Regions from separate parts of the Homo sapiens genome. Here region 2 is linked to region 1. A link is an interaction called in ENCODE POLR2A ChIA-PET data of the cell type or tissue named here. Cell type or tissue: MCF 10A. All regions are shown on one strand. Links, peaks and the distances in the headings refer to the core of each region. The heading gives the core; the rest is flanking DNA. Region 1 overlaps POU2F2 (POU class 2 homeobox 2). Region 2 overlaps POU2F2-AS2 (POU2F2 antisense RNA 2).

Region 1 (15,913 bases), core at 5,919-10,918:
CCAGCATCCTGCCCAGAGTGCCCCCCATCTCCCCATCGGTCCCACTGACCCCCATCAGCACCCCTCACACCTTCCCCAAAGGTGAGATGGGTATGAAGAGGCAAGCAATGCAGTGAGCAGGGGCAGGATGGCATGGCTGGAGCAGCAATGGCAGGGCTCGAGGCCCCAGAGGATAGGGCTGGTGACGATGGGTGTGACATGAGGCAGCACGCACCTTGGATAGTGGCCAAAGGGTTGTTGCTCATGAGGGCTGGACTCAGCCCGGAGCTCAACCCCACCATTGTGCTTCTGCAAGAGGCAAAGCAGAGGCATTAGCAGGGGCAGGGACCTGCCAACATAACTGGGGTGCCGCTCCCCACCCTAGAAGCAGCAGCGACCCTGCTTCTCCCCACAGCTTCCCACGTGCACCCACTTACCCCGTGCTGGGGTTCAGGCCTGACAAGCCGATAGCCGAGTGGCTGCCTTGAGGGCTGGGGTTTGTGCTGTTGGTGGTGGCCGGGGGTGGGGGAGTGACAGAGGGGATGGAATTGAGGGGGGGCGCAGCCCCGCCCCCGCCCCCACCCCCTCCAGCTGTCCGGCTGGGGTGGAGCGTCCCCACAGCTGAGGATAAGGTAGTAACTGCCAGAGAGAGACAGAAAGATGGGGTCTTCAGCTTCCACTCGTCCCCCACTGAGGAACCTGGGGTCAGCTCCTACTTGTCCTCCCGCCCAGCTCACGCAGCATCTCCTCAGTCAGAACAGCCTTAGACCTCCCTGCCCTCTCTTCCCAGAGTCATTTCCCTGTGCCTCTGCCATGGTGACCCCTGTCATAACAATGGAAGTCAGAGCAGGTGCTTCCTGCTGAGCCCTGGCACTCTACACTCCCTGCCCTGAACCACTTTTTTACCGACTAGAAACGGGGGTGCCCAGGAGACAAAGCCCTATGGCTCCCTCTAGGGGCTGGGGAGGGGCGAAGGGTGCCAGGCACACTGCCACATCTGAGGGATGGGCAACCTGGCAGGGGCTGAGGGCCCAGACTCAGCCAGACTGCTGGGGTAGAAACTCCTGGCTCTGTCTCATCCCAGTGGTGCCCTTGGGTGAGTGCCTTAACCTCTCTGACCTTCAGATCCCTTGTCTGGAAAATGGGGATAATAATAGACCCTATCTCATAAAATGAGTTTGAGAATTAAGTCAGTCAATGCAGTTTAGAAAGAGTTTAGTACAGTGCCAGGCAAGCACTTACTACTTTATAAATCTCCACTTACTATTTTCTAGCCTGGGGAGGGGCAACGTGTTGTTTTATGTGTATATATATTATGTGTATATATATTATGCATATATATATTATGTGTGTGTGTATATATATATATATATATATATTTTTTTTTTTTTTTTTTTTGAGATGGAATCTCACTCTGTCACCAGGCTAGAGTGCAGTGGTGTGATCTCAGTTCACTGCAACCTCCTCCTCCCGGATTCAAGTGATTCTCCTGCCTCAGCCTCCCGAGTAGCTGGGATTACAGACACACGCCACCACGCCCAGCTAATTTTTGTATTTTTAGTAGAGACAGGGCTTACCATGTTGGCCAGGCTGGTCTCGAACTCCTGACCTCAGGTGATCCACATGCCTTGGCCTCCCAAAGAGCAGGGATTATAGGCATAAGCCACCACACCCAGCGAATTTTATATTATTATTATATATATGGTGTATAACCATACATATAAACCTACCGTGTCCCAGGAAGAGGGAGGGGAACTCTGGATACAAGACTATGTATGTATGCATGTATGTGTGTATATGTACATACACATACACTCTTACATACATGTATTTATATCTTTTTATGTTTTACACATTCATAATAATTTAATAAAAACTGAGGCTTAGAAGGATAAAATAAGTGCTTGAATTCACACAGCTTAAAAATGACAGAGGCCAGGCACAAAACTCAAGTGCCTCACCTTTTACCAGGCCCATGCTTTTCTCATATGAAATCGTGAAGCAGATTAAAGCTGAGTTGCTCCTGCAGAGGAGGGGTGAGTCCTACCCTCTTCCCACTGTCTCTCCCATTCCCCCACCCACACTCCCCAGGCCCAGTCTTGAGGCCCATGGACACCCAGAGCCACTTGGGAACCTCAGGCTCCAGCCTGTGCCACATCCTCCCAGTCCCCCCTCACCATTTTCTGCCCTCCCTGACCTGTTGTGCTCAGACTGCTGGAAGCTTGGGACAACGGTAAGGTCCCCGCGCCCCCTTGGGGTGTGACCTGAGGAGAGAAGAAAGGAGGTGTGGTTAGCCACTGTCTGCCAGCAGCCCCCGTGATGCTCCCTGTAGGACCCCACTCCTCCGTCCCAGGATGGGGGCAGGGGGCTTTGGCACAATGCTGCATTTGTATTATTCCACATGCTTTCTTCACACTTGCCCTAGCTGATCCTGAGCCACAAGCAGGAAGGGCTAATTCTCCATTGAGAACACTCCCCACCTCTCTTCTGACACCGCCCCATCTGGCTAGTCTTTGCAGGGTTGTGTCCTGTCTGAAGTGACTGCACCGGAAGAGTGGCTGCTCCACATGCTCCTGATATTGTTGGTTCTGCAAAACTAAAACTCTTTTCCCTGGACAAGCAAACACCACCCTTTTACCAGTGGGGTTGGCAAGCAATGCAGGAGAGACTGTTCAAAGTGACCCAGGCAGGGAAAGAGCAGATCTAAAGTGCGAGGCTAAATGGATGCATATCTTTGCATCGGGGTGTTGAGATGTCATATTACTTGATTTTCTGGGACCATCAGCTTCCTTCTTGGCCACCCCACCTCCAGTCTCACCTTTGCATCAGCCCCAGAAACCTCACTAAATGTGACTCTCTCCTTCCCCAGCTCAAAACCACTCCTTACCTCCTCACTGCCCATGGTTCAAGTTCCAGCTCTTCACTGTAAAACTTGGGGTACATGCCCCCACTCCTTCCCCAACCTCATTCATATAAACTGCAGCACCAACCACACTAAATTGCACTGGAGTTTCTCAAATTGGGCTGGGCACACCCTGGCTTCTAGGCCTTAGTACACACTGGTCCAGGAAGGCTCTTTGCCTTCTTGTGGCTGGCTAACTCTCCCTTGTCCTTTAGAACTCAGTTCAGACAGTGCCTCCTTCACACCGATGGGGGCAGGGGCTCCTCTCTGGAGCATCACAGCTCTTCCCAGAAATGGAAATAAAAGGATGGGATAAAGGATGTCCCAGCTGTGTCTGATATCAAGTGGGCCTGTGTATAGCTGTGGACCTGAGAGTACACCCATGGGTGTGACAATTTCCCCGAACGGCAAATAAGTGCCTCTCCCTGCCTCTGTGTGGTTGTGAGCCTGTGTGTTCTAACCTGGACCACGTCCCTGGACATATATCCCTTCCTGTGTGGCTATGGCACTGTGATAACTCTGTGTCTGGCTATGTCGGTGTGTATCTAGGGGTGCTTGTATCCCCCATGTAAGACCACAGTTCCCTGGAAACCGTCCCTGTGTAACTGTGCCCATCTACGTGATGGCCTGTCTCCAAGAGTGACTCTTCTTGTCTCTGTTCTAGGCTCTGTGGACAACCAGGTAGGGTGGGCTTCACACAGGTGCCTGCGGAGCTCTGTGGTCTCCCCACCCCCCAGGCGGGCTCTTGGTACCATATGGGGGCTGTAGCTGGCCGGCTTCCCTGGGCTGGGCAGCATGGGGGCCGCACTGCAGGGGTTGATGCGTTTCTCCTTCTGGCGCCGGTTGCAGAACCAGACGCGGATCACTTCCTTCTCCATGTGCAGCTGCTCGGCGATCAGCAGGATCTCCTCTGAGGTAGGCTTCTGGTTCTGCAGGCAGAGGGCTCGTTAGCCCGAGGCCCACCGCCCGCCACCCCTCAGGTGAGGGCCACCCAGGAGAGGGGGGCCTCACCGCTAGAAAACTCTTCTCTAAGGCGAAGCGGACGTTTGTCTCGATGCTGGTCCTCTTCTTGCGTCTCCGGCCGGGCAGGCCGTCGAAACCCAGGCTGGGGCTGCTCAGCTGGTTGGGGCTGGGCAGGCTTGAGTCCACAGACATAGTCTCTGTGCGCCGGGGGAGACGTGAGCATGAGAAGGGGCCTCCCGCGGCCAGCGGCCACTGCCCGCCCCCTACGCGGGAACCCCAGCCTGGTCCCACCTGCATCGTTGAGCCACTTCTCCAGGAGGGGCTTGAGTTTGCACATGTTCTTGAAGCTCAGGTTGAGGGCCTCGAAGCGGGAAATGGTCGTCTGGCTGAAGTCGTTGCCGTAGAGCTTGCCCATGGCCAGGCCCACATCACCCTGGGCCAGTGGGGCGGGGAAGGGCCCGAAGTCAGGGTGGGGCCTTCCGGCACTGGGCCCGCTCCGCCCGCCCACTGGCCACGCCCCTCGCGGCATCTATCAACTGGCCACGCCCCCACGCCCACCGCCCAGCCTGCAAGGTGCCTCCAGACCTGCGTGAAGCCCAGCTTGATGCGGCGTTGCTTGAAGGTGCGGGCGAATTGCTCCAGCTCCTCCAGATCACTGGGCTCCTCGGGGTGGGATGGTGGCTCCAAGCATTTGGGGGGCTGCGGGTGCGAGAGGTGCGGGTCGGGCAGCGTAGGGCGGGTCACGGCCTGGTGGGGTGGGCAGGTGGGTGGGATGCAGGGCGGAGGACCAGGATGGGGCTCAGCGATGGGTGCACAGTCCCCCTCCCGCCCTCTTCGCCCCTGCGTTCCATCCGCCGCCTGCAGACTCCCCCCGCCTTCCTCCACAAGCACCGTCAATCCCTTTAAAGGTCCCTCCACATGCACTGTTAATCCCTTTAAAGGTCCGACTCTGCTGCCCTACATGGGTTTCCTCATTGCCTGGGACTCTCTGCACTGTCCCTTCACGCCTGCGAACTCCCAGAAGGAGCAGCCAGCTTTTTGTGCCAGGGCTCTTTCCCTGGAGCTGGAGGCAGTGGTTCATCCTCATCTCAACCTGGGAATCAGGGACTGGCCCTGCCACCAAATCACTGCTTAGCCCAGGCCTCACTTTCCCCCTCTGCAGGATGGGAACAATCACTGCTGTTCTGTCTACCCAGTGGGGCTGTTGAGAGAATCGGGTTAAAAATGAGTAGGTCGTGCAGACCCATGGACTGTACAATGCCAAGAGTGAACCCTAATGTCAGCTATGAACTTTGGGTAATAGTGATGTGTCAATGTAGGTTCATCACCTGTTACGCTTGTACCACTCTGGTTGGGGATGTAGATGATGCAGGAAGCTGTGCATGTGTAGGGGCAGAGATAGATGGGATATCTCTATATCTTCCACTCAGTTTTGCTGTGAATCTAAAACAGCTCTTAAGAAATTAAGTCCTAAGCAATGAGTAGATTGCAAATAAAGTAAAAGTTAAGAAAAAAAAAAAAGGACTGGGAGGGCAATTAGAGAGATTTACAAAAAAGCAACAGCTCTATCTGGGATTCTTCATTGCCCTAACAATAAAGGATATGAAGCAGGTGGTGGGTACAGGGATGTTTGTCGCTCAGGTCCTTTATCCATTATTCTCCAAAATGCTGGGGCAGATGTTTAGGAATTTTTCAGTTTTTTTTTTTTTTTTTTTTTTGAGATGGAGTTTCACCCTTGTTGCCTAGGCTGGAATGCAATGGTGCGATCTTGGCTCACCATAACCTCTGCCTCCTGGGTTCAAGTGATACTCCTGCCTCAGCCTCCCGAGTAGCTGGGATTATAGGCATACGCCACCACACCCGGCTAATTTTGTATTTTTAGTAGAGATGGGGTTTCTTCATGTTGGTCAGGCTGGTCTCGAACTCCCGACCTCAGGTGATCCACCCGCTTTGGCCTCCCAAAGTGCTGGGATTACAGGGGTGACCACTGCGCCCTGCCTTTTTTTTTTTTTTTGGTATAAATTTAAGGACAGCCGAGTGCAATGGCTCACACCTGTAATCCCAATACTTTAGGAAGCCAAAGTGGGAGGATCGCTTGAGCACAGGAATTTGAGACTAGCCTGGGCAACATGGCGAAACCCTATCTCTACAAAAATTTTAAAAATTAACCAAGCATGTGGGGCGTGACTGTAGTACCAGCAACTCAGGAGGGCTGGGGACTGCTTCACTTGAGCCCAGGAGGCTGAGGCTGCAGTAAGCTGTGATCACACCACTGCACTCCAGCCTGGGTGACAGAGTAAGACCCTGTCTCAAACAAAAAACAAAATGTTAAAAGATACAAGTGCAATTTTGTTACACAAATGTATTGTGTAGTGATGAAGCGTAGGCTTTTAGTGTATCCATCACCCAAACAGTGTACATTGTACCCATTAAGTAATTTCTCATCATCCACCCACTCTCACCCCTCTCAGGTTTTGTTGTTGTTGTTGTTTTAGAGACCAGTCTTGCTATGTTGCCCAGGCTGGCCTCAAACTCCTGGGCTCAAGTGATCCTCTTGCCTCAGGCTCACAAGTAGCTGAGACTATAGGCATGCACCACCGTGCCTGTTTCAGTTTTCAGAAAACCTACATAGGCAGCCAGGCACAGTGGCTCATGCCTGTAATCCGAGCACTTTAGGAGGCCGAGGCAGGTGGATCACCTGAAGTCAGGAGTTCGAGACCAGCCTGGCCAACATGGTGAAACCCCATCTCTATTAAAAATACAAAAATTAGCTGGGTGTGGTGGCGCATGCTTGTAATCCCAGCTACTTGGGAGGCTGAGGTAGGAGAATCGCTTGAACCTGGGAGGCAGAGGGTGCAGTGAACTGATATTGAGCCAATGCACTCCAGCCTGGGCAACAGAGCGAGACTCCATCTCAAAAAAAAAAAAAAAAACAAAAAGAAAGAAAGCCTACATAGGATGTATATCATAGATAATGTGGCCCGGCCCCCACCCCCACTAGGGTCAAGAATATTACTCCTTAATCAGATACAGTAACAGTTTTGCAGCAGCAAAAATGCCATACCAAGAGGGACAAAGAAAAGTCATACACTGGCTTATATCATGGCAGGGCAGGTTTTGCAGTCAAATGAGTTCTCATGCCAATGGTGGAAGAACAACTTGACTTTCTGAGCATTTGGGATTTCAGAACTGCAGTTAAGACCTGTATTAGTCTCTAACTCTTCAGTCAGTCCTTCTGAAATAGTTCACATATATTTTTTTAAAGGGCTATAAAAAATGGGTAGAAAAAAACTTTGAAATTCATAAAAGGTAGTGAAAATTATCATTAAAGTCTAGAACTCAGGCAGCAAACTGAAAGAAAGGCCTCGGGGTCCAGGTGCCAAGGTGGCCTGGAGAGCTGGCACCCTCTCTAAGGGGCCTCTGCTCCTGCCAGTGGCCAGGCCAACTGCTCACTGCGCCAAGCCACCACGTAGACACAGGTACAGCCCTGCCAGATTTTCTGGTTTATCAAGAGGAGCTGGAAATGTGGTGCTTTCTGGGAATTTAGTTGACAATGACCAAATAAAAGACACCTGTGGGCCTTGTTTTCAGTCTCCAGTCTGGGAAGTGGATGTGAAATAATCACCTAACGAATGCCTTGTTCAGAGAATCCTCCGTTGCAGTGCTGGAAGAGGCCCGAGGCATTTGCAGCCTAAAGGCTTGCAGCCCCTTGCAATTTTGTGTGTTTTTACACATGAGCATTTTGGGGGAATGGGGATCAGATCTAAATCTTTCATCATATTCTCAAAGGAGCTCATGTACTAGAAAGGGTTAAGAACCACTTGTCTGGGCCAGCTCCCCTCATTCTATAGAGGAAGAGGCTGACCCAGACAGGGAGATGGGCTTGCCTGAGGTCTCACAGCAAATCACTGGCAGAGTGTGGCTGGGTCAAATGGAAAGGAGACTCTCACTCATCCCCCACCCCCGTTTACCCAGCTTTCAGCAGGCCTTGCTGCTGGCCTGGCCTGGTGCACTCAATGGACAGTCTCACCTGTGTGGGAAGCCCGGCCCGGGGCTGGGAGGTCAGAAGAGCTCCCTGGGTTTGCTGAGGTAGCTGGAATAGATTTGGTGTCGGTAGCAGGCCTGGAAAGACAAGGGGAAATACACAGGGTGAGGGGGAGGGGAAGGTGAGGAAGTTCTGTGGAGGCGTCAGGGAGGCCATCTGGGGTGGGGGCCTTACCTGGCTGGCTCTGCTGGGCCTGCGGTAGCAGGAACTGAGCAGGTGGCTGGAGGTGGTGGCCTGGCACAAGCACCAGCTGCTGGAGCTGGAGGAGCTGCTGTATGTCCTGGCAGGGAGTGGGGTGGACAGAAAGATAGCCTGAGTCCTGGCTGGGTTTCATCCTCTCTGCATCACCTGAACCTTGAGGGGCTGAAACCAGGAAGCTGCTCCACATGGCGATCTGGCACTGGGCAGTGAGGGATCGTCCACTCGGTCTCTGAATGGCATCCCTGAGCTAAGGGCACCCAGAGGCTTCTCTCTACCATGGGGTACCAGAGAGTCCCAACTGGGCAGTCCTGGGAGGGCTCACTCTTTATTTACCCTTTCTTTCTTTTTTTTTTTTTTTTTTTTTTTTTTTTTTGAGTCTCGCTCTGTCGCCCAGGCTGGAGTGCAGTGGTGTGATCTCGGCTCACTGAAATCTCCGCCTCCTGGGTTCACGCCATTCTCCTACCTCAGCCTCCCAAGTAGCTGGGACTACAGGTGCCCGCCACCACTCCCAGCTAATTTTTTGTATTTTTAGTAGAGACAGTTTCACCATGATAGCCAGGATGGTCTCAATCTCCTGACCTTGTGATCTGTCCGCCTTGGCCTCCCAAAGTGCTGGGATTACAGGCGTGAGTCACCGAACCCGGCTACCCTTTCTTTCTTGATGAAATATTTTCCTTGTTTTAACATTTCCGCAGAACAAATAGAATCATTTAAAAATGTAAGCCAGGCCGGGTGTGGTGACTCATGCCTGTAATCCCAGCAATTTGGGAGGCTGAGGCAGGCGGACACACCTGAGGCCAGGCGTTTAACACCAGCCTGGCCAACATGGCAAAATCTCGTCTCTACTAAAAATACAAAATTAGCCAGGTGTGGTGGTACACGCCTGTAGTCCCAGCTACTCCGGAGGCTGATGCAGGAGAATTGCTTGAACCTAGGAGGCATAGGTTGCAGTGAGCCGAGATCACGCCCCTTCACTCCAACCTGGGTGACAGAGCAAGACTCTGTCTCAAAAATAAATAAATAAATAATAAAATTGTAAACCAGACCAGGTCTTTCCTCCTTTAAAAACACTCCTGGCTGGGCACGGTGGCTCACACCTGTAATCCCAGCAATTTGGGAGGCCGAGCCAGGCGGATCACGAGGTCAGGAGATCGAGACCATCCTGGCTAACACAGTGAAACCCTGTCTCTACTAAAAATACAAACAATTAGCCAGGCATGGTGGCACACACTTGTAGTCCCAGCTACTCAGGAGGCTGAGGCAGGAGAATCGCTTGAACCCGGAGGCGGAGATTGCAATGAGCTGAGATCATGCCACTGTGTCTCTGCACTGCAGCCTGGGTGACAGAGCAAGACTCTGTCTCAAAAAACACAACAAAACAAACAAACAAAAAACACTCCCAAGGCAAATGATTTCATGTCTGGAATTAGCTTTAAAATACTCCAGCAAATAGTGTAAATTAGTACAACCACTCCGGGAAGCTCTTTAGCACTGTTATAGGTTGCAGTGTCTCCCCCCACTCCCTGCCACCCCCCAAAAAGGTAAGTTGGAATCCTAACCCCCAGAACCTCAGAGATTAACCCTATTTGGAGATAGGGTCTTTGGCAGATGATCAAGTTAAAATGAGGTCATTAGGGTGGGCTCTAATCCTATATGACTTGTGTCCTTATAAAAAGGGCAAATTTGGACATAGACATGGATAACGGGAAGATGATGTGAAGAGACACAGGGAAAAGACAGCCACGTGCAAGCCAAGGAGAGAGGCCTGGAACAGATCTCTCCATCACAGCCCTCAGAAGGGACAGATCCTTCCCTCACAACCCTGCTGACAGCTTGATTTCTGACTTCCAGCCTCAGAACTGTGAGGCAATATATTTACCTCAAGTCACCCAGTTTGTGGTTCTTTGTTTTGGCAGCCCTAGCAAACTAATATAGGCGCTATCTAAGAAAACTGGCTGGGCTTGGTGGCTCATGCCTGTAATCCCAGCACTTTGGGAGGCTGAGGCGGGAGGATCACGAGGTCAGGAGTTTGAGACCAGCCTGGCCAACATAGTGGAACCCCGTCTCTACTAAAAACACAAAAAATTAGCTGGGCATGGTGGTGGGTGCCTGTAATCCCAGCTGCTTGGGAGGCTGAGGCAGGAGAATCGCTTGAAGCCGGGAGGCGGAGGTTGCAGTGAGTTCAGATTGCGCCACTGCACTCCAGCTCGGGCAACAGTATGAGACTCCATCTCAAAAAAAAAAAAAAAAGAAAGCTGAACATACACCACCCTTAGGACCCAGCAACTCCACTCCTGCATGTAACCCACCATACATGTGTATGTGTTTACCACAAGACATGTACTACAATGTTCACGTGGACCATTTGAAATAGGCAGGACTTGAAGATAGCCCAAGCGCGCACAACAGTAGAATGGGTAAAGAAACTGTTTCAGTGGAAGCTACAGCAATGAGAATGAGCAGTCCACAAGTCATGGTTACATGCCACAACGTAGACTTCCCAAACATAATCAGTGAGAGAGCTAGTCATGACAGAGAACATCCTGTACGATTCTAATGGTTGAAGTTTGGGGAGTAAAGACTGAAAAGGGACACCAGGGGGCTTCTGGGAGCTGGCCACATTATTTCTAGATCTGGGTACCAGTTCCATGGGTGTGCTCACAGCTGTATACCTATGATTTGTGCACCTTTATATATGCATTATATTTTAATAAAAGTATTTTTTAAGACAGGGCCAGGCACAGTGGTATGTGCCTGTAATCCCAGCACCTTGGGTGGTTGAGGCAGGAGGACTGCTTGAGGCCAGGAGTTCAAGACCAGCCTGGGCAACATAGTGAGACCCCCATCTCAAAAAAAAAAAAATCTTGTTTGTATAGTGGTGAGTAAAAAATAAAGTAAAATAAAGGGAAAAAAGGGGGGATGAGGTAGGGAAAGAGGGAGGGGAAAAAAAATCCAATCCTCCACCCACCAAAAAAAGTGAGGGGTTTAGATGAAATCCTATTTGCCAATAGGAAGGGCAAAATGTTGATATCTATTGAGCTTGGTGAAGAGTATGTGGGGTTCATGACATAATTCTCTCTACTTTTACGTTTAAACATTTCTGAAAGAAAAAGCAAAACCGCTTTACACACACAATCCAATGGCTTCTCATAGCCCTCAACAATGCAAACAAAACCCCTCACCTGCCTACAAGTCCCTTTATACTGAGGCCTGTGTTCATCTCCCTGCTCATCTCCCACTGCCCTATCCCTCCTTGGCTGTGCTCCAGCCATTTAGCCCTTTTCTGTTTTTTTTTTTCAAATGCACCAAGCTTGTTCCTGCCTCAGGGCCTTTATACATGCCGTTCCCTCTCCTGGGCAGTTCTACTTCTGACACTAATGCCTGGATCCTAACACAAAGTCACCCTCTCAGAGATGCCCTCTTTGACCACCCAGTCTATACCAGCCCCTGGCCTGGCCTCCCCTTATCACCCCATTTCATCTCCCTCACAAGGCTTAACACCATCTCCAGGCATCGCTCCTCCTGTTTACTCATTCATGACATGCCCCTCTCACTGGAACGTCAGCTCCATGAGAGCATGATCTTGACTGTTTCAGTCACTGCTGTATCCTCAGTGCCTAGAACAGCACCTGGCACCCAGTAGGTGTTCCACATAGATATGTTAATGAACCAAGACTGATGCTTCATCATTTACTTGGCAAATTTTATGTAAAGTTGAAAGCTATAACATGTTACTTACAATTTTTTCCTTCTGGGAAATTGTGGGGGTTGGCACATGCCCCTCAATTCTTCCCAATGCTATTATTCCTAAAGACCAATTTGATGTGCCAGGAAGTGAACAAACTGGGAAAATATATAAGCAATTCAACAGAAGGGGCTCGTTTCTTTTTTTTTTTTTTTTTTTTTTTGAGATGGAGTCTCACTCTGTTGCCCAGGCTGGAGTGCAGTGGCACCATCTCGGCTCACTGCAAGCTCCGCCTCCCAGGTTCACGCCATTCTCCTGCCTCAGCCTCCCAAGTAGCTGGGACTACAGGCGCCCGCCACCACGCCTGGCTAATTTTTTTGTATTTTTATTAGAGACGAGGTTTCACCGTGTTAGCCAGGATGGTCTCGATCTCCTGACCTCGTGATCCGCCTGCCTCGGCCTCCCAAAGAGCTGGGATTACAGGCATGAGCCACCCTGCCCAGGCCAGAAGGGGCTCATTTCTTTAATATACAAAGAGAGATTTTGCAAATAACTCTATATAATTAAAGAAGAAGAAAAAAGTAGTGATTACAAATCCATAAGTAAAAAACTGACAACCCAGTAGTAATGTGGCTGACAGACAGGTCTGGAGAGTGCCCAGTGAAATTAATGTGAACAGCTCTGGATGGAAATACACTCAGATTCACTCGCAATAAGATAAACACGACTGCAATTGCACTGAGATATCATTTTTACCTCTCAGATCACCAAATATAAAAATAGTGTGTAATACCACATTGGGGAGTGTGGGGAAACACACATTCTTGTACATGCTGGTGAGAGGGTGATTTGGCAATGTCTATCAAAATTACAACTGCACACAGCCTTCAACTCAGCCATTCTACTGCTAAAAATTTATCTATTCTCACTCTAGAAGGCTGGGAATGGCCTTCTAGAGAGGTGCAAAATGACCTCTCTAGAAGGCTATTCCCAGCAGCAAGTGGCATTCTGGCAAAAGAGTAGAAGGTAGCTGAGCATGCAGCAAGACAGGATGGGTTGGATGAATGAGGGCAGAGCTCTACAGTGGAATACTATGCAGTCACCAGCAAGAATGAGGAGTCTCTTTGTGTCCTGACATGGAACAATCTGCAGGATGTCCTGTTGAGTGGAAAGCTCAAGAGGCAGAACAGAGGGTATGAGGTGGTACTGTTTGTGTCACACACAAAAAAAGAGTATATCTGGATATTTGCTTGGGTATGCATAGTTGATGTCTGGAAAACCATACCAGAAGGCCACGCTGTAAATCCATTCATACCTCTGGGATTTGAAACATGTACCTGGTCTGAGTAAATAAATATCCCAGTGTCTCACCCCCACCCACCCAAACAGTCACTGCTGATCAACATCCCTGCTTTTCGACAGCTGAACACTATTCCCTGACCCCCTGGGGGTGCCTCTGCTTATTCCGTGTATGGCAGTGGACTGGGTACTCCTGTGCTCCTGACCTCTCTAACTCTTGCTGCTAATCATCTCAGAATCCAGCTTAAGGGTTCTGAAGTCCTAGCACTCTATCCTGTGAAACAATGTCCACCCTGCCTTCCCTTTCCCAGCTACCCCCAGCCCAGTAACACCTCCATGGTCACCTCCCTCCAGATGTGGATCAACTGTGAAGCGGGCAACACTTATGCTTCAGGGCCCCCCATTTACAGTGAACCCTTTCAAGGCCCCATACCTAATTTTTGTTTCAAACATTGTCTTTTTCTTTCAAAGGGACTCCAAGTTGCATAATCTTTTGGCCCCACAAAACGAGACCCACCTGCCCTGTGCTACACGTCTCCCAAGTCAATGCATTTGCTTATGTGTACTTTTCCTCTGCCAGACTGACTCTAGCAGACCAGAGGCATATCTTATTCTTCGTATATCCCTAACTCATATCGGAACCTGGTAAGCCCCCATTAAATGCCCACTGAATTGAATCTAATGAATAAGACTAGAAATCAAGTCTTATTACCAGCATTTTTCTGATTTCCTATAACCCTTAGCTTGTTGATTAAAGTATTTGTTAACTCCTGTTCCTCCCTAGCATGACTCTCAATGAAAATTCCCCTTTCCTCCAGAAGCCTAGAGAGGTGTCTGTGGGTTTCGTTCTGAATCACCAGCGAGAGGAAAGAATGGGGAAAGTGCATCCCAGTTTGCAGAAGGTCTCATGGTGAGAAGTTCAGATGGGAAACATTTAATCACATCCCTGTCTAGTTTCTCAGACCAGAGACTTAGGGGTCAGCCTTAATCCCACCTTCCCTTCCTCTCCCCATCCATCCAATCCATCTGCAATGCAAGTCTTCCCAGTTCCCTCTACATCTCTTCCTGTCCACAGTGACTGTCCTGGTCCAAACCACCATCCTTCTACCCCAGACCATCCATTCGCCCCCAGGCAGGCAGAGAGGGGTCTAAAACAATAGAGGTCTAAATGTTTTTGTGCCCTGAATTCTTCAGCATCTGAAAAAAAAAAAAACCTATTGCCCTCTTCTCAGAATTAAAAACACATAACATATGATATATAGGATCTTTCTTTTTTCTTTCTTTCTTTCTTTCTTTCTTTCTTTCTTTCTTTCTTTCTTTCTTTCTTCTTTCTTTCTTTTTCTTTCTTTTCTTTCTTTCCCTTCTCTCTCTCTCTTTCTTTCTTTTTTGAGATGAGATGGAGTCTCCCTCTGTCACCCTGGCTGGAGTACAGTGGCTCAGTCTTGCTTGGCTCACTGCAACCTCTGCCTCCCGGGTTCAAGCAATTATCCTGCCTCAGACTTCCAAGTAGCTGAGGCTACAGGTGCACCCACCATGCCCATGCCCAGCTAATTTTTGTATTTTTAGTAGAGAAGGGGTTTCACCATGTTGGCTAGGCTGGTCTCAAACTCCCGACCTCAGATGATCCACCCACCTCGTCCTCTCAAAGTGCTGGGGTCACAGGTGTGAGCCACCATGTCCAGCCAGATATATAGAATTTCAAATGAAATCAATCACATAATTATAGTCATCATCACTAGGGACTCCAAAGGGAGGGAGAAGGGCAAAGGCTGAAAAACTTCCTACTGGGTACTGTGTTCACTACTGGGTGACAGGAACAATTATACCCCAAACCTCAGCATCCATGCAATATAACCCTTGTAACATACCTACACATGTATCCCTGAATCTAAAATAAAAACTGGCTGGGCACAGTGGCTCATGCCTATAATCCCAGCACTTTGGGAGGCTAGATGTGAGAATCTTTTGAGCCCAGGAGTTTGAGACCAGCCTGGGCAAGATGGCAAGACCCTGTCTCTACAAAAAGAAAAAAACAAGAAGGAGGAAGAGGAGAAGGAGGAAGAGGAGGAGGAGGAGGAAGAGGAGGAGGAGGAGAAGGAGGAGGAGGAGGAGCAGGAGGAGAAGGAGAAGGAGAAGGAGGAGAAGGAAAATTAGCCAGGCATGGTGGTGCATGCCTGTGGTCCCAGCTACTCAGGATGCTGAGGTGGGAGGATCCCTTGAACCCAGGAGTTTGAGGTGGCAGTAAGCTATGATCACACCATGGCACTGCAGCCTAGGCAACAAAGGGAGACACCCGTCTCCAAAAAACAAAATAAAATAAAATAAATTAATTAAAATTTGGCTGGGTGCGGTGGCTCATGCCTGTAATCCCAGCATTTTGGAAGGCCAAGGCGGGCGAATCACTTGAGTTCAGGAGTTTGAGACCAGCCTGGCCAACATGGTGGAACCCCATCTCTACCAAAAAAATACAGAAAAAAAATTAGCCAGGTGTGGTGGCGGGCGCCTGTAGTTGCAGCTACATGGGAGGCTGAGGAAGGAGAATCACTTGAACCCAGGAGGCAGAGGTTGCAGTGAGCTGAGATCACACCACTGCACTCCAGCTCGAGCAACAGAGTGAGACTCCGTCTCAAAAAAAATTAATTAATTAAAATTTAAAAAAATATAGGCATCAAACATATTTTGAGTGGTCATAAAATCATTTATGGGTTTCTTTATTAGCACACTAAGTAACAAGATCCAGCAATAGATCTGATGACTACTGTAATTTCAAAGCAATCATGAGTGAAAACAGTGTTTTGAGAGATCTGCAACAACTATAAGAGAATTTGAAAATCTGCGT
Region 2 (15,913 bases), core at 4,589-9,588, 64 kb after region 1:
TGGCACGAGGCCTAGCACACAAGGAATCCCAGAAAATGTTGGCTGAAGGAATAAATGGATGGATCTAGGTTTATGTGTCTGTTTGCTCACTTATTTATTCATTCAGCTCATGCTTGCTGAGCACTTACACTGTGCCAGGGACTGAGTATAGACAGATGTGTTAGACAAACAGAGAGGTCCCCTCACCCAGAGGCTTCTGAGAGCAGACATTAACCATATAGAATATAATCAGATACGGTGATAGTGCTCAGGAGGGAAAAGGAGGCATCATCCAGCCCATGGGTCAAGAAAGGCCCTCAGAGTTGAGGAGCCTTAGATGGGGAGCTGAGGAGGTAGAGAAGTGAAGCCAACCCAGAGTGGAGAGAAGGCCCTGCTGTGGGTGGGAGGAGATTTGGAGGAAGGGCCAGAAGGGAGAGGAGGAGGGGGAGTCACACGGGAGCATAGGCAGCAGAGGCCACCACAACCCCAGGGCTGGGAGGGGGTCTCTCACTCATCCTGGGGCTCCAGCTCCCACATAGAGCATTGAGGAGGCCTCCAGACATGTTTGGGGCATCACTCACCTTCCAAGTGTGGCTATAAAGGAAAGACAGAGCAGGTGAGGGCGATGTTTATTGTAGTTGTTGTTTCGTAACAAAACTATACACCTAAAAGAGTATGGCTTCCTTCAAAGATGTCTCCTCAGGAGGCCGAACTTTTTCTTGAACCACCTGATATTTTGGCAACAGCCTTCAAGGCCAGTTTACAAACTCCATCAGCAAAGCATCTCTCTAGTGTATAATCATCTCTAGTTTCTATTGAAAAACCAACAAGTGGCCCCAGTATTATCATTGCTAAATTCATCAGAGCTGCTGCTAAATCAGACTTCAGGTGGTCTCCGAAATCAAATTCACTCCCAAAGTGCAAAAATTTGCCACACTGTGGAGATACCAAAAACAATGGTGGGTTTTGGTGAGGTAAAAGAATGAGAGCTTTAAGGTCAGGCAAACCCAGGTTCAAATTCTAACTCTACTGCTTACATGTTGGGTGGCCTTAGGCAAGTTGCCTTCACGCTCTGTGCCTCAGTTTCTTTGTCTTGTAACAGGTGCCAACACCCACTTCACAGGGTTGCTGTGAGGATTAAAAGCAAAGTGCCCAGAACAGGCCCTTGCACAAAGGTGGCCCCTAATAAATATCAGTTTCCTCACTGGAATGTACCAGCCCTGTTACGTGTTACCAAGTCAGTCACCCACATGTCCATGAAATCATGGATATTTAATGAACATCTATTTGAAGACAAATAATTGAAATCATAGACCTAACAGTGACCTCTACCAACTGGAAACATAATTAAACCCCTCTGTTACTTCAGCCCAACTTTCAGACGTTCCTCAAAGCCAGTCTCTAGCTCCCAAACTAATTCTGCAACCTGGAAATTCCTTGACTCTCTTTTCGAGGATGTGAGGATTCCTGGAAAAACTGCAACTTCGGTTCCCTGGAGAAAGCACTCTAGAGAAATGACACATCCTGGAACAAACACTCTCAGCGATAACAGGGGTCCATGAATGAGCTTCAGGGGGTCTGTGATCATCCCAAAGTGTAGCACAACTGGGCAAATGTAGGTATGTGTTTTCCTGGGAGAAGCTCTATACTGTTGTGAAACTAGGTATCTATGGGCCAAAGGTTGCCTGAAATATGTTGTTTGGACCACGAGGAGATTTTGCAAGTTTTGCATTAGTTGCCAACATTTAAAGATTGGAAGACTTCACACACAAGTCTGGGTTCCTGGCTTCTCTTGAAAAATCAGAAACCCTGGCAAGTCAGGGTTGCATCTGTGCATGAGAACAGTCAGTGGAGCTAAAAAGCAGTCCCCCACCCCATGCATTTTTCAGTCCATCATAGTCCCTACAATGCTGGGTTGCAAACCCTGGGCTACAGCTTCCATCTGCTTCTTAAAATGAGACTGTGATTCCTGGTACAGCAAAGGACTCCTACCCAGGAGTCCTACAAGGGCACCCAAAGGCCTCCCTGGGGTCCTGAGACCTGTGGGTTAAGCTTCTCTGGTGGGAATAGGGGTGGCAGTAGAGGGCTGTCCCACCCCAGAAGCCCTGTCCACCCTCCTCCCTAGATGCTCATTGCCAGGGCCTCACCAAGCAAGCTGGAGCAAACACCAGGGCAAATGGCCAGAGCCCCTGCTTCCCACAGAGGTGAGCAGCAGGAGAACTATGGCTTCTACCTGGGAGTCTCAGTGGGCTTCAGGGAGGGGCTTCATAAAACCTTCTTTGTTCAGGGGAACGCTTCCAGCCATATTTTGAGCTCCCACTTCCTGCAGCCACACGATTTCAAGGAATAAGTACTTTCATCTTCACGCCACCTCCATGTGGTAAATGCTATTAATTACCCTCCTTTGACAGATGGGGAAACTGAGCCATGCCCAGGATCACTCAGCCACCTGGCTCTTCTTCCTCTATCTCCTTTTGCTCTCAGGATGGCACTTAAGGTGGGTTCTATTAGTATTCCCATTTACAGACAAGGAAATGGAAGCTCAAACTTTCCCAAGTCCCTCGAAGTCAGGAAAAGAGATTCGAACATAGGTGTGCTTGAACCCAAAGCTGTGATCTGAGCCACCGAGTTACCCCCATCTCTCTCCTACTGAGCCGTAACACTGATCAGCAGAAACACCCACAGTCATCAACACCAAGAACCACTGGTTTGGCCCGAAAGCCACAGGATGCATGGAGGGTGAGAACAAAGCAGTCAGATTCTAACCTCTGGGTGGGCAGAGTGGAGAAGGGCAGCAACACACCCAGGGTGAGGCCAGAGACGAGGATGGGAAAGCAGAGACTTCTGTGAGAAACCAGAAGGTGCATCAATAAGCAAAACTCTAAGGCCGTGGTCCTTACCTCTTGGGCAGACGCAGCGAAGCTAATACATTCAGGCCACCAACCCGGTCCAGTCGAGAACCTGGAGAGAGAGGAGAATGCAGTCAACATCCCGGAGAATTCCCCATCCTCATGCAGGATGATGCACTCCTCCAGTGGAGGAACCCTCCTCCTGTCACATCATCAGGAGCTGCAGTTGGCTAACTGTGGAGTCAGGTGCCTGGAACTCAGGTCCAGTCAGCCACTTGTTGCCTTCAGTAGTCACTTCTGGCCTCTGAGCCTCTGTGTCCCCAACTCATAAATGGGCATACTAGTGCCTGCCACTGTGGAACATCTGTTTTTCCCATCAGACTGGAAGCTTCTTAAAGTGCAGGGACTGTAACTGTGTCTTGAAGCTTTTGTGTTTGGCAGAGGGCCTGGCAAATTTGAGATGCTCAATTAGTGCATAACGGACGACGGAGTGAATGGATGGGTGGATGGAGGAATTAACTGATTAAATGGTGTATCTCAAAGGACTGCTACGAGGAACAAATGAGAAAGAAATTTGAAAAGGTTACTCATTATTAAGTTCCTATGTGCTCTGGGGAGATTAAAAATAAAAGTCATAATGATATTTCTGACTTGTACATTTGTCCATTCATTTGTGCATTTAGTTCATCAACAAATATTGAGATTTCTCTGGCTCTGAATCAAGTGTGGCAGGGGACAGAGATGAATTAGACAAGGTCTCTGCTCTATTACGGGGCTCACAGGCAAGTTGAGGAGACAGAAGGAAGAGCCAATGCCAACATGCTGGGGTAAGCAGAGGGTGCTGCGGGCATCCTGGGTGAGATCACAGAAGACTTAGGGAGGAAACAACACCCAAGCCAAACCTGGAAGACAAATTTTAATCAGAGAAAGAACCAGGTGCAAGGAACGAGAGAATGCCAGGACTTTGCCTGTCCAGGGTTCAGTAAGAAAAATGGGGAAAGACGAGGCTTCCAGATTGCAGGGGCTGCTCCCTGCAGGGCGTCAAGTGCCTGGTCCAAGCAGCCAGGGCTTCGTCAGAGAGGGAGAGGGATACAATCCAGTTTGCCTTTGGAAAGGTCCTTCTACCTCCTGTGTACAAGATGGAGAGAACAGAGAAGTAGGCAAGAGGTCAGGAGGCCCATCCCCAAAGAGGGTTTGCTGAGCCTCTCCACAGCCCTGTAGGAAGGAGGAGTGAGGAATTAAGGGAGGCACCAGAGTTCAAAAGGAGGAGGAGGAGAAAGAAAAAGATGGACTGAGAAGGAGGGGGAGAGAGAAAGAGAAGAGATGGGGAGAAATAGACAGAGAGGAATGAAGGGAGCGGGGGCAAAGAGACCAGGGAAAAGCCCAAACAAGAAGCAAAAGGGGGGTAAAAAGGGCCAAGGGTCTCCCCACTTCCTCCTCCATCTGTCCTGTCTCTCCCTGGGCCTTCATCTTCAGGGGCAGAAGGGGACCAGAACCCCTGGTCCCTGAGGGGAGGGAGGAGCTGGGGTTGCTCCCCGCTCAGGGGCTGCTTCCCCCCAGCCCCCGCCCTGGAGCTAATCAGCGGCTGTCATCTCCACAGTGAGGTCTTGGTTAAGGAGATTTAGGGCCGGGATCAATAGGAAATTTAAAAATCGATGCAGCGCGCAGGGCAAAATCGATGGCGTTTAATCGCCTTGCCGATTCCCAGTCAAAACAATTAGCCGCGCTGAGTGTTGAACACGGTGGCGACACGGCATTAACCGTCAATATTGGTGTAAGTGATGGGGTGGGCGAGGGAATCCCCAGGCCTCGGGGGGGCCAGAGTCAGACAGCGCCTTAGGGCTGGGGTCTTCCCCCAGGCAGTGCCCCCACCTTGGGCTTCCCTCCAGCAGGGCCCACACTTGAGTCTCCCTGCCCTCTGCTACCTGGGGCTGTGGTGCCCATAGGCAGCACCATCCCTGGCATATCTGCTTCCAACTCTCATCCCATCTCCCGGGTTCCCAAACCCCAATATGCCCTCCGACAGAGGGGAGAGGATCCCTCTCCCAAGCAGACAACACCTCCAAGTAGAGAGACAGTCCATGGGATCTAGGAGCTGTATTCCCAGCAGTGCCTTAAGACTGGGAGCTATTTAGAAGATGTCTTCCCCCATTGTACAGATGGGGACCCTGAGGAACAGAGAGGGGCAGCAGCTGGCCCACAGTTACCAGGCACAGGAAGAGTGGGAGCCAGAATTTGAACCTGATGTGTCTGACTCCAAAGCCTACATTTCCTGCAGCTGTGCACATAAAGGGTAGATTCCAGTGTTCACAGAGGGAAAGCAAGCTCAGGGTTTGGTCCTGGCCCCTCAAGTCTCCTCACAGCCAGTGTATATAATGGTTTGCTGTGTCCTGGGGTCAGTTTGCCATGTACATGGCAGACTGTGAGCTCCTTGAGGGCAAGGCAGGGCCTGGCTCCTTTGGGGGTCCGAAGCATTGCCCAGCACAGGGAATGACCCCAAGCCAGGGCTTGGGACAGGCCTAAGAATGATGACGCCACTTGCCCCCACAGACACAGAATGCCCACATACAACCCCACCGATAGACAGATGGAAACACTGGCACCCACAGACACATCAGTACTGGCATTTCCTGAGTGCTGGTCATGCACCAGGGGTGGGTCATTGCTCTGCAGGTGTGATCTCTCAGCATCTCACATTTGTTCGGCGAGTGTCATCCCATGACACTGCTGTGGAAAATGGAGGCTCAGACAGGTAAAGTCACTTGCTCAAGGTCACACAGCCAAGTGGGGGCACCTCTATCTGATTGGACTCCGAGGGGCATGGGACATACAGCAAACAAGATCTAACGACTATGAGCAAGAGAGGTGGATGCAAGGAGAAGGTACAGGAACTGGGCACCTAAACAGAGAACCAGGAATGGCCCACAAAGGGCCATGGGGCTCCCGGTTCTGGGGTGCTGTGTTGGGAGAGAGAGGCTTCTGTGGCCACCTGCTCCCTGGAGCAGAAGAACAGGAGGGAGTGTGTGGGCAGAGGAGGAGGCCCACGAGATGAGCCAGGGATTGATCTGACAAGGTCCTAATCAAATGGTCAATATCACTGACCTGACCACTTAACCTATTGATAAGCTGGCAAGGATGGAGCAGGCGGTGAGTGGGCTCAGGGAGGGGGGCAGCGGAAGGGATGAGGGAAGCCTGAGTGGGCAGGACATAGGCCGGCATCACGCCTGGCTCTGGGGCCTGGAAGAGGGTGGTCTCCTCCTCAAGGGCCCCTGCTGACACGGCACATGTCTTATGTCTTGGTGGCTTCCTCTACCCAGGCTTTTCTCTCCTCTCGGGATCCCTCAGTCCCTCCCTGAGGGAGGCCAGGGACTGTTGCTGGCACCCAAGTGGTCCCCGGCTCCCCTCTGACTGTGCCTTAGCTTTTCACACATGTGAGAGGCTTCACATCCAAGCCTCAATGTCTTCATTTGTAAACTGGGGATAATTATAATAGGGGAAATCAAAAACCAACCTAGATATCATATGAGTGGGGACTGGTACAATAAATGATAGTATAGTGGCCATACAAAGAAGGACTGTAGAGTTGTTGAAAACATGTTTGAAATAAATTTTTTTTTACACTTCTCTCAGCTCATACCATGAAATAAAATCATTGACAACGAAACCATGTTCATAATCTGTTGTTAGGAAGAAGAAAAGGCAAGTTATAAACAAGTATGTAGCATATCATCCCGTTTTTACAAAATACACATCCAGATGGTTCCCCCACCAAAAATAAATAAATTTGGAACAGAAATCAGAATTCTGAGTTTGGACCAGTCTGGCCAACATGGTGAAACTCCATCTCTACTAAAAATACAAATATTAGCCGGGTGTGGTGGTGCGCCTGTAATCCCAGCTACTCAGGAGGCTGAGGCAGGAGAATCTCTTGAACCCAGGAGGTGGAGGTTGCAGTGAGCTGAGATTGCGCCACTGCACTCCAGCCTGGACGACACACTGACATTCTGTCTCAAAAAAAAAAAAAAAAAGGCCAGGCATAGTGGCTCATGCCTGTAATCCCAACACTTTGGGAGGCCAAGGCAGGCGGATCACCTGAGGTCAGGAGTTTGAAACCCCATCTCTACTAAAAATACAAAAATAGTTAGCTAGGCGTGGCAGCAGACACCTGTAATCCCAGCTACTTGGGAGGCTGAGGCAGGAGAATCGCTTGAACCTGGGAGGCAGAGGTTGCAGTAAGCCGAGATCATGCCATTGCACTTCAGCTCAGGTGACAGTGCGAGACTCTGTCTCAAAAAAAAAAAAAATCTGAGTTTGGGTCCCAGGTATCTAAATTTTAATAAATTATTTGGGTAAACTCATAGCCATAATCTCCTTTGGAGAAAAAAAAAAAGCTAAGACAGTCAGGGTGCAATGGCTCACACCTGTAATCCCAGCACTTTGGGAGGCCGAGGTGGGCGGATCCCTTGAGCCCAGGAGTACAAGACCAGCCTGGGCAACATAGCAAGACTCTGTCTCTACAAAAAATACAAAAATTAGCTGGGTGTGGTGGCGCATACCTACAGTCTCAGCTACTCGGGAGGCTGAGATGGGAGGATCACTTAAGCCTCAGAGGTAGAGGCTGCAGTGAGCTGAGATCTCTCCACTGCACTCCAGCCTGGGTGACAGGCTATCTCAAAAAAAAAAAAAAAGACAGATAGCAAAAGGTAATGTCCTTTTTGTTGTTCGTTTAACTAGATTATCATGGTCATTTTCTTCTCATCTCATTGAATTTCTGTTTTCTGTTATTTCTACAATGAACATGTGTCACACCATTTGTCTGTAATTGACAGACTGTGGCTAGGTACTTAGTGGAGGCACCTCTAGTGCTGTTTCTCTGCTTCCCTCTCCCTTTCCCAGCCAGGCTTGTCTTATGTCTTCCCTTATGTCCAAACCCAGCAGAGTTCAGTGCCCTCAAGAATGTGAATGAATTTGAAGTCTGCTGAATGGAGAAGAGCTCACTCCTCTGGCTTCTGCTCTCAATAGAGTGGGCGGGGTAGTACCAAGCCAAATACAGTCCCCTGTCCCCTCTTCAGGAAACTGGCTGAGGGCTTACAGACAGGAGGAACTGCTGGAGGGAAAACGAAGACCCAGAGGGAGGGAAGGGATTTTCCCAGAGCTACTCAACTGGTCATGACACAGCTGGGACCAGAAGCTGGGGATCTGGGCTCCTGGATCAGAGTAGTGCCATCCAACTACTGGGAGGGGGACAACTGCAAGAACAAGTGTGCATGCAGACTCCTGAGATAATGTGCACTTCTGTGGGGCAGAAGAGCACAGTGGGTAAACATGGGGTCGGCCACTTCCTCACTGTGTGGCCCTGGGCAAGTCACTTCACCTCTCTGAGCCTCAGTTTGCTCAAACATAGCATGAAGATAATAATAACAGCTGCCTCATTTTGCTGGTGTGAGAAGCCAACAAGACCGTGCTTATAGGGAACTTAGCAAAAGGCCTTACACACAAAAAAGGGGCAATGAGTGGGAGAAATTAATACTATTACCATCAGCAGCCATAAATGCTGTGAGTAGTAAGTGAAGGTGGTGGGTAGGTAAGGGAGAAGGTTTGTCTTGGTAACCTGAGCAAATGAACAAATGCAATGAAGACACTCAGCTAAATATATTCCTTTGTTCATTCATTCATTCATTCAGTAAGCATTTCCTGAGGCCAATTCTAGGCCAGATCCCATGCTGGGCCCTGCAATCCAGATATGAACAATGAGAGCTCCCATTAGGTTGGTAAAGGGGAATTAAGGATGGCTGGGGATGGCCCCTTATCTCTGACAGTTGCTGCCGCAATGGCCCCCAAACTATCTCTTGGGCCTTCTGCAGAAAAGGATCGAGCACAGGAGCACAAGCTCCCCATCACCTGACTGGTGTGACACTTTGGGTATGTGTGTGCACACACTGGAATAGTAAGCTCTGTGCAGATGGACTATGTTCACTTTTGTCATTCACAGCACTGGGCACCAGGTCTCATGCTCTGGGGACACTCTATGCTCAGAGTTTTTTTTTTTCCTCCGTTTTTTAAAATGAACAACAAAAAAAAGTTCAAAGCACCTTGCACAATGCCTAACACCTGGCAGGTACTCAATAAATAGCAGCTATTATTAGCGTCATCATCACACGTGCCACTGCTCTTCATCCCAACAAAAACCTTATTTTGCCAACAAGGAAACTCGAGGCTTAAAAGGAGTGATGTGACTCAAAGCCGGGTGTGTCTGACTCCACAGTCTGTGGTCTCCCCTCCTTTGTGTCTGGGGGCAGGGGCCATCAGAGTGTATGCTGGAGGTGAAGGAGGGGAAGGGCAGCAGTGTGCGTCAGGGGGTGAGCAGATCTGACAATGGGAGTAAGGAGGAGTTGATTGGAGTGAGGGGAGGGTCGTGAGGGAGATGAGGGTGCAGGATGGGAGCATACAGGCCCAGGATGATGATGGTTTTGGAGTCTGGCTGCTCTGAGGCTCAGGTAGGAGGTGGACTCACTTGCCAATGTACCCCTCCAGCACTGGTAAGTGCTCACCCTGAAGGTGAGCTCTGCCACCCTTGTCTGACACAGCAGACGTCTACCTCCACCATTATATTGGGCAAGCAGGTGATATATTGGGCAAGTAGGTGATATATTGGGCAAGTAGGTGACAGGGGATCCGGCTTCAGTTCATTTGACAAAACATTCAATGAGCACTTATCGTGTTCTGGGCACTGTGCTACACACTAGGGATACAACTATGAACAACACAAAGTCCCTGCCATCGTGGAATCCACCTTCTAGTGGAGGAAGAGATATGATACACAAGAAAATATATTTAAGACCTAAGAAGGAAAATAAAGCAGGGAGAAAGTGGCTTACAAGATGCTGCTATTGGCCAGGCACAGTGGCTCATGCCTGTAATCCCAGCACTTTGGGAGGCCGTGGCGGGCAGATCACCTGAAGTCAGGAGTTCGAGACCAGCCTGGCCAACATCATGAAACCCCGTCTCTACAAAAATACAAAAATTAGGTAGGCATGGTGGCGTGCGCCTGTAGTCCCAGCTACTCAAGAGGCTGAGGCACAAGAATCGCTTGAACCTCAGAGGCAGAGGTTGCAGTGGGCTGAGATTGCACCACTGCACTCCAGCCTGGGCAACAGAGCAACACTCTGTCCCCCCAAACTCCAAAAAAAAAAAAAAGCTGCTATTTTAAACATAAAGGAAAAGCCTATCAGAGAAGGTAGATTTTGACAGCTTTCCTGGCAAAGGAAACAGCAAGTGCAAAGGCCCTGGGTCAGGAACAAGGTTTAAGGAACAGCAAGAAGGCCAGAATGGCTTGAGCTTCCAGAGCCAGGAGGGAGGGAGTAAAAGTTGAATAGACAGACAGGCGCTAGCTCATACAGGGTTTGCAAGCCAAGAAAGATGTTCTAAGTGTGATGGGAGAAATGACAGGCTCTCTCTGTGGCAGGTGAGGGTTGGTCTCACCCTCACAAAACCAGGCTCCAGCCTCACCCATTGCCCATATTGCCTATGGGGCCTTCTGACCCATTCATTCTCCAAGAACAAGCCCAAGAAGCCCTCAGTAAGCCCTCGGAGTCCCTTGACAGGGCTTTGTCAGGGTCAACCTCCCCAGACTGAGGACTACTCTAGAACATGGAAAGATCTGCCTCATCTGGGTGACTGGGCATGCAGCTCAGGCCTGGCCACAGGAGGCTCAGAAATCAATAGAACGTCAGTAGAAAGTAAGGGTGACTATAGCTCCTGACCTCCATTCCCTAGCAAATCTCCATTTGGGGGCAAGTCGTAGCAGTGGCCAAGATATGGGGCTGGGAGCAAGGGGAAGGTAGTTCTGTACCACCTCCCTCACCAGACCTTGGCCAGGGTTCCCAGACTGGACAGGTAGAGCAGAAGTCCTTGTGACTGGTGGCCTGCTCACTGGATCCCTTCCTCCAGGGGCTACCCATCCTGTCCTGTCCCCACACGAGGCTCAGAGAGATCAGACTTGGTACCTGGCTCACATGCTCTGTCTAGTCCCTCTCAAAACTGTTTTGTGGTTATGTGGTGCGCCCTGAATAAATCCCAAGCCTCACAGTGCTTCCCAGTCATGTAAAGTCTCCTCTCAGTCCTCCTGAAGGTCCCGTGACCCTGGGCCTCACATGATTGCTGGGAACAGTCTAGGCTTGTTCACATGTCCATGCCCTTGCCCAGGCAAGCATCTCCATTTAGACAGTCTTCTGCCTTCTTCTCTGCACCTTATCACCCTCTCCATGTCTCCTCCTTGGTGAATCTTCCTGGGCTCCCCACTCAGCACTGCCCCAGAATGCTTTGTGCACCTCATCCAGAGCCCAGAATCTGGGCCCCAGGTGAAAGGATCCCATTTCCCACCTAGGGACATGCCAGAGGAGTTTTCTAGAGGGAAAAGTGCGGCATAGTGGGGTAAGGGTAGGGGCATCTGAGTGCTGCATTATTTATGCCTGTGTGGGCTCTGTGAGTTTCAGGAGGGATATGTGTACACATTTAGAATCTGTGTGTTGTGCCTGATGTCAAGCTTAAATGTCACTTCCTCAGAGATGTTACACCTAGCCTACCAATCTAAACCAGGTTCTTCCGTGATGCCCTCCTGTAGCCCCTTTTTCCTCTCCTTACCAGGTGTATTTATAACTAACTATACACTGAGGTCTGATCAGTGCCAGTCCTGTTGGCTTGGAGCTCTTAGAGAGCAAGGCCCAGGTCTGTCTCGTAAACCACTGTTTCCTCAGCTTCTAAGACAGGGCCTGACTCCTATAGAGGCTCAGTACCTATGTGATGAGTTAATTAATTCTATACACATTTTCACACTTGAACATCTACCTATTTTGTTTTGCTTTAGGGGGATGAGGCTAGCCTGGGGGGTGTTTGTGTGCTATAACTCAGGGCATGGCCCTTTCGGTCACCACGTGTGGCCTCCCTGTGGGATTTCTGAATGTGGCCTGTGTGCACCCACAGGCATATAGGCTGGGATGCTGCCATGTTTTAGTATTTCTATTCGTACATTTTCTATTGAAAAACAAATCTCCACACGAGGAGCACCCTGGTGTTTTGGTGTCTGTCTTGCCCTGAGAGGTCTCAGCACCTATGTGCCTGCACAGACATCTGGGTTTTCATACCTGTGTCTGAGTATGTGTTTACCCCTGTTTCCAAACCTGGTGTGTCCATTTTGGCATCTCTGTGGACAAATATACAAACGTCTATGTGCATCTGCAGGGTTTAGCATCTATGAATTTTCTTAGGGAATCTCTGACCAAAAGTATGGGTATCTGGCTCCCAGGACCCAAGGGTGCACATGGCTACCATGTGTTTCAGAATCTGTGTATGTCTCTTGCAGGATCATTGCATGTGTCTGCATGCTTATGTATTTCAGTATTTGCCTTGTGCATCCGTTCAAGACTTACGTGGCCTCTCTAGTTTGGCGAATGAGTGCGCGCACACGTGTGTGTGTGCGTGTGTGTGTGTGTCGGGGTGATATAAACACATGTGCGTGTGTACCTGTGTGTCTTTCTTCCCCTCGCTGCTGCGCCTTCCCAGTCTGGATGAGTACCTTTTCTCTGTCTCTCTCTCTCTCACACACACACCCTTGCTCATATGTGCCTTGCAGATGGGGAGGGGGCCGGGGTGTCAGCGAGCTCCTGTGTCACAAGGTTAATTTCTCCACAGCCAGGCAGGCTGGGCCCTGAGGGGAGTGGTGGGGGAGGGGCTGGTCCCCACAGCCCCTCTGATAAATATGTATTTGGGGCTGCTGTGCTCAAAGGTCATGGGGGGAAAAGGAGGAGGAGGGGTGGTCTGCACTGTGCTGTGCTGCTGGGTCCCAGCCAGGCTCAGCATGGGTTGTGTGACCCCCCTCCAGAGGTCTGATGAGATTCAGGGAGATGCCCCCCTCATCCTGGTCTGGCCCACTCCACCCACATCCATGCTCCGAGGGAGATGCTGCTGTGGACACACAGATATTCAAACTCTGAAACAGGCAATCACACAAGCCCACACCCGCCGACACCTAGACAGAGGCTCAAACAGATGCACAAAGACGGCCTCATGGGCCACCAGATACATGGAAGGCTCAGAGTGCAGAGCCAGACCCATCGCTTCTTCCCCACCCCAACCTTCAACCCAACGCCAAAAAAAAAAAAAAAATGCTCAAGAGTGCATAGTGTCTCACAGTAAGAAAGCTTTCTACACATTCAATAGACGCAAACACACACACGGACCCAAAAATGCAGAGTCCAACAAGAAAGGTCCCTGAACACTTTGTGGGTGGGCATGTACACATAGACGCACAAGCAAACACATACACAAAGGCACATACATAGATGCACACCAGGAGTCCCAAAGATACAAAGTTCTACGAAGGTAGGCACATGCTGACAACTGCAGATAAATGTATGAACACACATGCACACAAACATGCACACATACAAAGACCCCAAGACACACACGGCAGGCAGGATGCATGGTGGATCCAGGCTGGGAAACCCACCCTGCTGCAACAGAGCCGGATCTGGCCCTTTCCCCGCTGAGGCGAGAATGGCTGCCTGGTCTCTGGTCATGGGCCCCCAGCCAGCTTCAGCCAAATGCGCCATCATTTGTCCAGCTCTGAGTCACATCAGTTGTCGAGCCTCCCCTCCTCGCTGACCAGCCATCTCGGCCATCAGCGGCCTCGGCCATTAGTCGGCTCCTGCCTCTGGCCTGCATTTGTTGAATCTCCCTTACCTGGCAGAACCGTCCGGACCAATGGAACCCTTTTGGAGTCGGCCTGACCTTTTCCTCAAGGGATTCCGATGTACCCTGTTGTATGACCCTCGGCCCATGCCTCAGGGCGACCCTCCCCTCAGCACACTGCTCAGGCTGTCATTCTTCAATGACCGCTGGCCACAGTAGTTCTGGTGGATTGTGAGGCTGTGTGTTTGAGTATGTGTGGAAGTCCGCTTGTAGGTATATGTGTATGGGTGGTGGGATGGCTATAGCTGTGCTTTAAGTCAAAATGAGTGTGTGTGTGTATGCGTGTGTGTCTGTGTCTGTGTGTGAATAAGGGGATAGGAAGTCAGCAGCTGTGCTTAAAGTCAGAGTGCCTGAGTATATGGTTGTATATATGGGGAGATGGAATGTCAGGGGCTGCGCTTCGTGTGTGTGTGTGTGTGTGTGTGTGTGTGTGTGTGTGTGCACTTTAATGCAGGAGTGACTTGGTGTATTGGCCTGGGCTTGGCGTGGGGGGCCATGAGGGGCCGTGTCTGTTTTGGGCATGGGGGGCAGTGCGGTACAGGCATCTGTTTCTCAAGCAGTTGTGAGCAAGTGGAATGTGCCTCTCTCAGACTCCGTTGCTTGTGTTTGTGAAAGTGACAGATGCTGCCTCCCTGGCCTCACTGCGGCGGATTAAGTCTGTGAATGCCACATGAGTCTGCACCCCGGGTGGGGGAGGGTCCCCAGTCTGCTCTTATACTTGCGTGTGTGGGCCACAGCCCTATACTTTATAGGATCCTGAGAGTGTGGACTAAAGTAACCCCCAACCTTGTTGGTTTCTGTGAGGGAGACCCTGAATGGATGCCAGAATAAAGGTCCCTGTGTGTGTGTGCACAAGCACACTCATGCTCATAGACAAGTCCGTATTGTCCAAAGTACGTTGTCACGAGATGCATGTGTATATGTGTATGTGTGTGTGATTGCAGGCATAATAGCTCCCCGCTGCCAGCCAGATCAAGTTCCAACTTCTCAGAGCAGCAGCTGAGCCTCCACAGACAGGGCCTTGCAACATTGTGCCAACCTCTACTCTTAGACTACACCTCCAACCTGGGCTGCTTTCTCCTCACTTTCCTCTGCCATCTTTATGCCCTGCCACCAGTCTGCTTTTCTCAGTATCTGAGCATCCTTAAAGACTCACCTCCCTGTCTAAACCCACACCATCTTCATTCCCCAGATTCCTAATGACCTGGAAACTCCCTTTGTGCTCACAGTCCAGGCGCCCAGAATCCTGTCTAAGGCTGGGATTGGTTCTGCTTCAGAGTCTAGGCCTTTGTTGGCCCATGGTCAGTGCCTAGCGATCATTTTCAGGTTAAGGAGTGATCATACCACCATTGCCCGATTACCTCAGGGAACTCACTGGACTTTATTTGTTCAGTGATTCACACCACTCAATAAATACCTATTGAATGCAGGGACCTTGCATGTGGAGCCACCACCTTCAGCCTCCTTCCGAATGCGTCAGAGCTGGGAAAGCTGCCTGTCCCGAGGATCTAATGAAGTTGGGGTGGTGATCGAGTGAGGGAAAATGCACCTGCCTCCCAAGGCCACCATGTGGATCTGAAAAGGTGACACAGGGCTCACCAAAAGGGGTAGGGGGGACCATAAGCTCATGCAAACCCCTGTGTTTGAACAGGCCCAGCCCCAAACCATCACTGATGGAACGAGCTCAACCATGCTCATTTGCTGGCTCTCCCTTCAGGATATAAAGCGAGACCCACATCCTTAGAGCCCTCACTGAACCACATAAGGCATCCATCCACCCGACAGGTCCTGGGAGACAGGTCTGTGGATGGACATCTCAGGGGGCAGGGAGGAAGTGGGGGAAGAGACAGAGCCAGTGAAAGGAAATGGCGCTGGGACAGCTAATGGGATAGGACAGACCTATAAGGACAGACAAGGCTCGGTATGAGGAGGACCTTGGTTCTAGCGCCAGCATGGTTGCTGACAGGCTGAGCAAATGATGTGGGCCTCAGAATTCTCATCTGTGAGAGGGACACCACTGGGGCTGCTGTGAGAGCGAGGTGGGTGTAAGGGACATCATGGTCATTATTATTATTAGATCAAGAGGTGTTGAGCCCAAGGGAAAAATGATGAGTGAAATATATTTAGAAGGAGGAATAGACATCCATCTGAGGAGGCCTTACACCCACTCTGTCTTCTAACAACTCTTCACACTTGGGTTTCTCAACCATCTCCATCCTGAAATATCTTGGAAATTAACCAGCACATGCCAGAGATGGAAACTTCTCCCTTGCCATCATCGATGTCCAAGTAGCCCCTGGTGTGGCCATCTGTCCCTGCTCCCCTCGTTGCAAGTC

Evidence for each region. ChIA-PET counts read pairs that join two places held together with the same protein. Peaks named below come from ENCODE experiments on the same cell type or tissue, not always from the same donor. Only the 100,000 strongest peaks of a DNase experiment are listed, where the experiment ranks them.
Region 2: POLR2A ChIA-PET joins it to region 1 with 5 read pairs; 9 of 35 experiments call an interaction of 5 or more read pairs at or near these places.

What each region holds. Positions count from the first base shown.
Region 1 is chr19:42,091,653-42,107,565 of GRCh38, forward strand. POU2F2 (POU class 2 homeobox 2) reads right to left here. Exons shown (of 15, transcript NM_001394376.1): 6 at 8,064-8,169; 7 at 7,875-7,966; 8 at 4,430-4,591; 9 at 4,136-4,277; 10 at 3,893-4,041; 11 at 3,634-3,810; 12 at 2,177-2,243; 13 at 417-618; 14 at 215-288. Among named protein-coding and RNA genes, the nearest start is that of ZNF574, 23 kb to the left of the region's middle. In MCF 10A, for the core only: no CTCF peak of the experiment used is centred there; a DNase peak (open chromatin) is centred at 8,799.
Region 2 is chr19:42,157,453-42,173,365 of GRCh38, forward strand. POU2F2-AS2 (POU2F2 antisense RNA 2) reads left to right here. Exons shown (of 2, transcript NR_186341.1): 2 at 1-69. It also overlaps a transcript of POU2F2 not described here. Among named protein-coding and RNA genes, the nearest start is that of POU2F2-AS2, 13 kb to the left of the region's middle. RefSeq lists a silencer at 7,759-7,982. In MCF 10A, for the core only: no CTCF peak of the experiment used is centred there; no DNase peak of the experiment used is centred there.